Regions from separate parts of the Homo sapiens genome. Here region 1 is linked to region 2. The links are chromatin contacts, found by Hi-C or POLR2A ChIA-PET in ENCODE. All regions are on one chromosome and are shown on one strand. The core of a region is the stretch at or near the end of the contact, and the rest is flanking DNA. Distances in the headings are between cores, read along the strand shown.

Evidence for each region. A loop is a pair of places that touch in the nucleus more often than their neighbours do. ChIA-PET counts read pairs that join two places held with the same protein, here RNA polymerase II (POLR2A). Pooled maps may share reads with other maps.
Region 1: a map of cardiac septum shows a loop between it and region 2 (2.6-fold over the local background). The contact joins two enhancer-like sites. A Hi-C loop is called at or near these places in 5 of 168 maps with a recorded cell type or tissue (CD8-positive, alpha-beta T cell, Right ventricle myocardium inferior, breast epithelium and 2 more) and 3 of 50 pooled maps. POLR2A ChIA-PET finds 5 or more read pairs at or near these places in 1 of 52 experiments (activated B cell).

What each region holds. Positions count from the first base shown.
Region 1 is chr9:89,872,193-89,876,615 of GRCh38, forward strand. No RefSeq gene overlaps it. Among named protein-coding and RNA genes, the nearest start is that of MIR4290, 150 kb to the right of the region's middle. Within about 2 kb of position 2,924, at least 13 of the 41 ENCODE cell types and tissues checked have a DNase peak (open chromatin) inside an H3K27ac peak, as active enhancers do.
Region 2 is chr9:89,811,500-89,815,895 of GRCh38, forward strand. No RefSeq gene overlaps it. Among named protein-coding and RNA genes, the nearest start is that of LINC03062, 170 kb to the left of the region's middle. Within about 2 kb of position 3,071, at least 3 of the 41 ENCODE cell types and tissues checked have a DNase peak (open chromatin) inside an H3K27ac peak, as active enhancers do.

The sequences.
Region 1 (4,423 bases), core at 1,674-4,173, 61 kb after region 2:
CCTGGCAGGCATCCCCTGTGCTGCTCAGCACCTACCTGCTTGCCAACAGGAGCCCTGGGCCAACGCCTGGACCAGACTCTGAGCATTCTCATTCCAGAGGTGGCCAGCTTCCAGGCCTTGCTCAGCCAACAGCCACATCTCAGGTCCCTATCCCCCAGCCCCTGCCTATAGCAGCCCCTGTGTGCTGGGGCCTGGACCCCCAGGAAAACCCCGTGAGACCCTCAGCCCCATCCCTGTGCTTTGGGGCATGCCTCTGAACACCTGGAGCCAGGCTTCTCACACTTTCCTGAACACCAAGTCACCCCTGGACCCTGTGGAAATGCAAGTATTGACTCAGAGGGTCTGGGGCAGGCTGGAGCCTGTGGTTTTAACCAGCTCTTGGGTACTGCCATCGCTCTGGTGCAGGGACTGCACTCTGCGTAGGGAGTGTCTGGAAGGCCTGGCGAGCCATCACGTCCCTGCTAAACAATGATAAACACATACACTTATACCTGCAGGAGCAAGCCCATGCATACAGGAGCACGTGTGCACCCCCGTGCAATATTTAAAGAGCCATGAAGCAGATAGCACCATGAGAAAGACTCCCTGGGCCACAAATGTGCCGGCTCGCACCCCTGAAGTCCTGAGGAATTTTCTCATCACATGACCCGCCCCACACCCTGACTTTCTGGGTTCTCACTGCATCTGGAGGTCTGCTGGGGTCAGCTGAGGCTTCCCCTTGGTTTGGAGGCCACGTGGGAACTGTCCTGCCCAGGCCCCGGAACTTTCCAGGCAGCACCTCCTGCTCCCCTCACAGTTCCCCCAGGCTATTTTTAGGATCCTATTTTTGCCCTGTTTGAAGTTCATGCTGACTTCACCACCTAATTAGAAAGGGCAGCTCCCTGGAATTATCTGTCCCACATTCTACTCTGTGTACTGTACAGAGCAGAGGTGATCAGATGTCCCCCAGTTGGGGTCAGGTGCCCGGCGTCTGTCCCTCTTTGCCCGGGTGGAGTGTTTTGGAGCCCACCCCAGTGGCCAGGCCTGAGGCAGGACCTGGTTCTCAGTTTCTCCTGCCCGCCTGCGCTGACCCAGCCTGCCTGCACTTGCTCTGGGCATGTGGCTCCTGCAGTGGGTCCCAGACCCACCTGGCTCTATCCACAGCCCAGAGCAAGGTTGCGGGAGGCAGAAGGGGATATGGCTTGTATGGGGCCTGCTCTGGCCAGGTCAACCTGTCAACAGTGCTCTGCACTCCCCAGGGGACGGACTATCACCACAGGGCTTCCACCTGCTGGGCTGGGCTGTCTCTCCCAGCTCTTCTCACTTGGAAGGCTGGGGGCTCACGCTGGAGTCTTGGATTTCTGTCCTGATGCTGCAGGTCTGGGGGCCTGCACTTGAGAGTCTCAAAGTCTTTGGAGGGACGCCAGGCCTCCCTCTCACCACCACAAACCCTGCCAGAGTTCTCTGAGCACCATCAGGCAGTATGAGGGTAGAGGGTGGACTGTGGGCCCAGGGAAGGCTGAGTTCCCCTCTCTTATTTGTCATTTTCCATGTAATGACAGCAGGTTACTAATTCCTAGAAAGCTCAGTTTCCCAAGGTTAACCTTACCCATCTCATGGGGATGGTGTGATCATTGAATAAGTTAATGCTCATAAAGCCTCAGGCATAAAGTAGACTAGTAAAAAAGGTTATTTCTTCTCCAGCCCATCGCTGTCGGGAGGTCTGACTGTCGTGGATGTGGCATCATGGGTCGGGCTGAAGACCTGCCAGTGTGCTCTCTGGAGCCCCGTCCTGACTCCTCGGGGCAGTGCTGAGCCAAGCATGGGCCCCAAGGACCTTGTCTCTCCCAGCTCACCTGTGCCCTGGGCCACCCTTGGACAGGTCCAGCCTCCGTTTCCATCTGTGAAATGGGTTCTCTGAGTGCTGCACTCAGAGAAATGGGTTCTCTGAGCACTCAGTTCTCTGAGTGCTGCTCAGAGGCCCCTTGAGGTAGTAAATTAAGCAAGTGTCCGGAGAATTCTGGGGGACCTGGAGACCCCGCACCCTCATGAAAGCTCATGAGGTCCAATCCCCCTTTCAAGGTATGAGCACAGCTCTTTCCAAATACAAGGAGATTCTTCCCAAAGTGGGTTAACCGGGGCACCCCACTGAACTGGAAATAAACTCTACCGATTGGGCTGAAAGCTGCCCAGAGGTGCCCAGTTTGGGAGGATCTCATCCACACGGGGGACGGCTCCATTCAGCATGGCCTCCTCTGGACTTTCCATGGCCGCTGTCACCGTTTCTGTGAATATGACATTCCCAGCCTGGCACTGGGCTCCTTTCCACCCCGCTGCAAACGTCACGAGAGCCAGGACTGTGCCTCTCACAGGCACATCCCCTGCAGTCCCAGATGCTCAGCAAGCAGTTATTATGAACAGAGTGCACAAAGGACAAGTGTGGCCCAGCCCTCTGTCCACACATAGGGACACAGGCCCTAACTAGTCCTGCTTCCTTCTGCCCAGGTCTCTCAGGAACACTCTACTTCCCTCTGGGAAGCACCTGGTGGAGAGGTCTGGGCGACGGGGCTGGGTGAGCAGCAGCCCTACTGCACATCCTCCTGCTCTGGGCAGACCCTTGAGTGCCTCTTGGATGCTGAAGCAGGCTGCTTACAAAACCAGTGTTAACAAAGGCCCAGCCTGAGGAAGGTGATAGGATCTGCTCCCGCAGTGTGAGCCAGCCCAGGCTGGGCTGTGTTCAGGGCATCCAGGGAGGAGGCCTGAATTCTACAATTAAAACCTAAATGCAGGAACAATCTAAACAACCAGGCTTGGGCATGTCCTGTTTGTTGTGTAAATCCATGAGTCTGGTTTGCATGGCCAAACGCTCCCTGACAGCTGACTGCCAAGTTTCTGTTAGGGCTTAGACGTGACCTCCTTCAACCCCTGCCTTGTTTGGGTTTACTCTGGGGTTGAAGTCTGACGAACATCTAGATGGGGGCCTCCTGGAGTGGCCTGTCACTGTGTCCAGAGGGACATGGGCTTGCCAGCTCCCCGGGCGTCCATGCAGCGGCTCCCCGAGGCCTGGCCAGCTCCTCACCAGCTCCTGCTGAGTGTCTGTGCCCACGGCAACCAAGAAGTCCTGTGTGTGCCCTGCAATGCTGCTTCTTCTTAGAAACTGCAAACAGAGAGAAAAACTGCCTGGCAGCTTCCGCACTGATCTCTTTCTCTGTCCTTTTTCTCTTCACTTTAATTTTTTTTCTCCTACTCTTTTTCTGTCAGAAAGCAGTCAGCAGCCATGTGAGTTACCCCGTGAAGTTCTCCTGCCTTGGTCTGAGAGGCCCTCGGTGCGTGTTTAGGAACTGCAGCCAGCTAGCCTTCTCCTCTTTATTCAAAAGCCTGATTCCTCCTTACTGCATGGCAGACCCCCCCAGCGTGCCAGCTGTGCAGGTCCCAAGGGTGCTGAGGGCAGGAGAAGGCAGCTCTGGCAGCTCACGAGGGCATCCATGCACCGCCCCCATCTGTGGAGCTGAAGTTTAACGTATCCTCTGGGGCCCCCATCACACCTGCTTTTGATGGCAGAAGGGCAGGCACATGCTCAACTCTTATCCTAAAGCCTTCCAGCTGGCTACTTCATCATCTGCAGGAGTCCACAGGACTATGGGGGACAACAGCTCCCCAAGGCCCAGACTCCCCCTTAGTCGAGTGCGGTGGCTCATGCCTGTAAGCTGAGCTACTCAGGAGGCAGAGGTGGGAGGATCACCTGAGGCCAGGAGGGGCAACATGGAGGGAAACTGTCTCTTAAAAAAGAAAGAAGGAGGCTGGGTGCGGTGGCTCATGCCTGTAATCCCAGCACTTTGGGAGGCCGAGGCGGGCAGATCACGAGGTCAGGAGATCAAGACCATCTTGGCTAACATGGTGAAACCCCGTCTCTACTAAAAATACAAAAAAATTAGCCTGGTGTGGTGGCGGGCACCTGTGGTCCCAGCTACTCCGGAGGCTGAGGCAGGAGAATGGCGTGAACCCGGGAGGTGGAGCTTGCAGTGAGCCGAGATTGCGCCACTGCACCTCCAGCCTGGGTGACAGAATGAGACTCCGTCTCAAAAAAAAAGAAAAAAAAAGAAAGAAAGAAAGAAAAAAGTTAAAAAAAGTTTTATAAAAAAGTAAAATTTAAAAAAGACTAAATAAGTAAGTAAATAAATAAAATGGGTGAGCCCCACCCCTCCCAGCTCAGCCCTGTCCCTGGACACATGGGTTTAACTCACAAGGGCCTCCCTCTTCTTCTCGGGGTGCCTCACCCTCTGCAAGGCCCTCCACCATCTCTCTTCTCCACTCCACACCTTCTCAGCTTCTCATCCTGACTTGTCAATTGCTCCATGCCTTTTTTTTTTTTTTTTTTGTGAGACAGAGTCTTGCTCTGTCACCCAGGCTGGAGTGCAGTGGCGCGATCTCGACTCACTGCAAG
Region 2 (4,396 bases), core at 1,821-4,320:
CACTGCAGAAGCTGGGTGGCCCTGTCACCAGGGTAATGGACCACAGATAGCAGATATGTCCAGGCAGCTGCAGAGAACATGCTGGATTGCCCCTTTCCAGAGTGCGGGCAAGGCTGGCCTGGCAACAGCCAGGGATCCCCTCCCCAGGTATGAGGTGTGGGCACAGAGCCACCTTCCTCTCCAGGTGCAGGGTGGGATAGGGGAATTGGGGCCAGGGAGGAGGGCTGGGAGCAAAGAGAGGGGGAGGTAGGGGAGGTGAGCTGGGGTGGGGAGGAGGAGGGGATGGGGGTGGAGAAGGTAGAATGAAGAAGAGATGGTGGGGTGGGGAGGAGGGCCGGGGATGGGGAACCTGTGGAGTCCCAGGTGGGGAGCCCTGGGCCAGGCTTGACAATCTCTGTCTCTTTCCAGCCATGAGGTGTGGCTACTTTTGCTTTTTGTCTCTAATGCTGAGAAGAAACACCCACAGAGAAAGTAGACATAAAACCCTTCAGATAACAGGGGGTAGAAATCAAACACACATCCTGTGACTCTGCTGTGCGGGAGGACGGTGCCCCCACCTCCAGGAGCCCAGCTGTAGGGGGGAATGGAGGCTGGGCTCAGCACCGCAGCCCCCATGCCCACCTGCACCCAGGCTCACTATGCAGACTGCTATGTGCGCTGCAGGAGCCAGACGGATGCTTTCTTGCAACAGGCTTGCTGCAGATGGTGTAACCCGTCTGAACGTTCATCTTGGTGGATGAGAGGCTTTCTCTGCACACAAAGCCTGAAAGAAGCCCCTCACTACCTCTCTCAACCATCTCCACTGGAGATGAAGCTTCTCAAGCCCGGGGAAGCCACGGAACCTTCCAGATACGGATGTCCCTTTTGTGGGGTACATTCTGCTCCACAACTGGACAGGAGGTTGAAGCCTCACTTGGCCTGGGGTGCTGACTTCCTCAGGGTCCAGGTGAAATGTAGGGAAGGGCCCTGAAAAGTTAGTGCTGAGAAAGAACTAGGGAGAAAATGTTTTGAACCTCAAGCCTTCCAAATCTTGTAAGAGGCTGGAATACATTTATGCAGAGTCACAGAGAAGTCTCCCAAGCCCAATCCAGGCCATCAGTGTTTTGTGTTCCATTAAGACTGGCACATTTGGAGAAGTGGCTGCTGAGCGTGTGGGTTACGGGGGTACAACTACCCTGGCATGTGGATGGCAGGTGGCCAGGTGGCTGGTGGAGCTGACCTCTGACCTCCAAGGTGTGGCTGAGCCCCACGAGCCAACACTGCCTTGAACCACAGCTACATCAGGTGGAAACACAGCTCAGAGCAGTACCTGGTCACACAAGCTCCAGGGCAGTCTTGAGGGAATGGTCTGGAAAGTTTGAATGCACGTGGCTGTGCCGGGGTAAGGTGACCATGGCGGTATGGCTGCAGCTCCTGGGAACTGCCTGGGGCCAGGAGCTTTGACAGGTGAAGCTGCTCCCTTAGCAGAGTGTATACCACCTGTAGATCCTGCTGCCACTCAGACGCCCAGTGAACCCCCCAGCCCTGCCCAGGGCATTGCATCTGGGGGCATCCCGTGACCTCTCACATACCTTGTATGATGGTTAATTTCGTGTTTCAACTTGGCTGGGCCACAGGGTACCCAGATATTTAGCCAAACATTATTCTGGGCATGTGCGTAGGGTGTTTCTGGATGACACTGGCATTTGAATTGGTGGACTTAGTAAAGCAGGGGGCCTCCCCAAGGACGAGACCTCATCCAGCTCACAGAGATCCTAAAGAGAGCAAAATGGCTGAGTAAGAGGGAATATCCACCTGACTGCATGATCTGAGACGTGGATCTTCCCCTGTCTTCGGACTCAAACTGAACATCAATTTCTTGAGTCTCAAGCTTGCCAGACTTCAGTCTGGAAGTTTGAAGGGATTTCCACCTTGAAAACAGCAGATCTGGGGAAGTGTCAGCCTTCCTACTCATGTGACCCAGCTCTTCTTTCCCTGTGTTTACACACCCACTGGTTCTGTTTCTCTGGTGGACCCTAAAGAATACACTCAGTATTCTCCGCCATTGAGAGGCATGGCCCTCACGCCTCCTTCCTGCTTGGACTTGAGATCAAAAGGCAGAACTACCACCTGCGTTAATGCATCAGGATGTGATGGTGCACAAGGGCTGGTCCTCTCCTTGAACTGCCACAGCACCTGATAGCAGGCACCAGCTTTACAGGGGAGGCTGCCGCAGACTTAGTGAACAGCGTGGTACCATGTGGCAGGAACCACTGTGGGTTTAAGGGCTTGCATACATTTCACATCTCAGCAAAGATGTCCACATTCTCTGATGACACCTAAGATTAGCTTGAAGTTCTTGGAAGAAGCCTCAAATATTATCACCTAATGAAGTTTAGATGTATTTTAGATGGAGAGTTGAGAGTCCTTTTACCCCTTACCTGATTTGAGTCCTGGATGATCTCAGCAACATTGTTTCCTGGGGGCCTGAAAAAAAAAAAGGGAAAGATTGAGGTGGACTAAATTTTTATATTTAAGAGGCGCTCATGCATAGTGTGAGTGTGAAACAAAAAAGCCTGTCTAAATAAGCAAATAAAACAGTGGAAATCCATTTTTTAAACCTGAATGCTGGGGCCTGGGCGTAGTGGACATAGCAGCATTAACATTTGGAAAGAATGCTTGAAAACCCTTTCAAAAGAAGCCACGTAAGAGGTGTGTGCATGCACACACACACAGCCTGTTGATGCAATTTATGTGTCCACATTTAATTTCTAAAAAACCTTCCAAATTTGCAAGCACACAATGCTGTAAGTCCTAGAGCTTCTAGGGAGCTCCCCTTGCAAATCCGATGCTGAGGATCAGGCTTTTTTTTTTTTTTTTTTTTTTTTTTTTTCAGAGTGCTTTTAGAACACCGTGTAGGACAGGATGTAGAAATGGGAAACTCACTGGTGTTCTGGCGATACCACAGCCAGACTAAACTGAGCAGAGAATCACCTGCTTGCAATGTAGAATTTCAGAGGGAAGGCAGAGAACAGGCTGGTCTCAGCCTGATGGGGTGATGGGGAATGGAGTACTGTGCACTCCAGTCCCCGCCTGCAGCCTGGTGCCAGCCAGCTAGGGGCAGAAGACAGCCCTGCACTCAGCTCATCCTCTCTGCTCCCAGCTGGGCTCTTAGTTCACACTGGCTGATCAAGAGCTAATATGTCTCCTTTCCCTGAAATATAATGAGGGAAATGTGACTTTGGCTTTGATTCTTCCCTTCCATCTACTTCCTCTAACCAACAACAAAGCTCCCATTTCACTAATGGTTCCTGATGTGATCCGAGCCCCACTAAATAGTTTATGAGAAATGGCTATTTTTATGTGAGCAGAAAAGAGCAGTTCCTGGAAAGCTGGGGCAGCCCTTCATGTCTGGGCTGATGAGATCATCAGTCTCAGGAAGCCGCTGCTCTGCCGGGGCCATTATTCACTATGAGTGCTCCTGTGTCCACGGAAGCCATCCATCCGGCCACCAGGAGACATGGCCTGGGAGCACTGCGTTGGAGAGAGGCTGACTTACCTAAAGTCCGCTTTCCCTGCTTTCCTTGTTGTGACATTTAAGAACAACGTCCTGAACGTGAGAGAATGGAGAAAGGAGACTTTAATGGGGGGTTACAACTGGTTCTAACTGGGGTCCCTGGATCAGGAATATCAGCATTGTTAGAAATGCACATTCTCAGGCCCCATGGGCAGCACCGTGTGGCTGCTAAGGGCAGGGTCTCTAAGCTGTACTGCCTCTGGGCTTGCAGCCTGGCCCTGTCCCTCATTAGCCAGAGGATCCTACTGTGCCTGTCTCCCTGCTGGCAGAACGGGCATCAAATCTCATCCCTCTGTCCAGTGTTGCTGCAAGGATTACACAGGCATCTATGTAAAGCCACTGCAGCAGGTACTGTGTATTAAGTGCTCAATAAAATGGTCAGCTGTCTTGTGATGTCAGAATGCCAACAGGGTAAGTGGCAGGGCCTGTTTCTTCTCAGGGAGGTCACAGTCTTGGGCACCTTCGTGTCCATGGAGATCCCAGGCCTGTGTGAGCTGCAGGTTCTGCCCTCAGAGAGGTGGCTCTAGAAAACAAGCCAAGCTGAGCTCGTAAATCTCCTCCCTAGAGGGGCACCTGCCACATTAGGAGGCGCTCTATTTATGCGTTCATATGAGAGTGCTAAAAGCTGCTCTCACTCCTCATCCATCCCAGTGGTACAGGCCGAACAGTGCCCTCTCAGAAAGGATCTGCTGAAGTCCTAACCTCCAGCACCTCAGGATGTGACCCTATTTGGACATAGGGTCTTAGCAGAGGTAACTGAGTTAAAACAAGACTGTTAGAGTGGGCTGTAAGCCAATCTGGCTGGACTGCCTGTAAGAAGGGGAGATTTGGTCATAGACA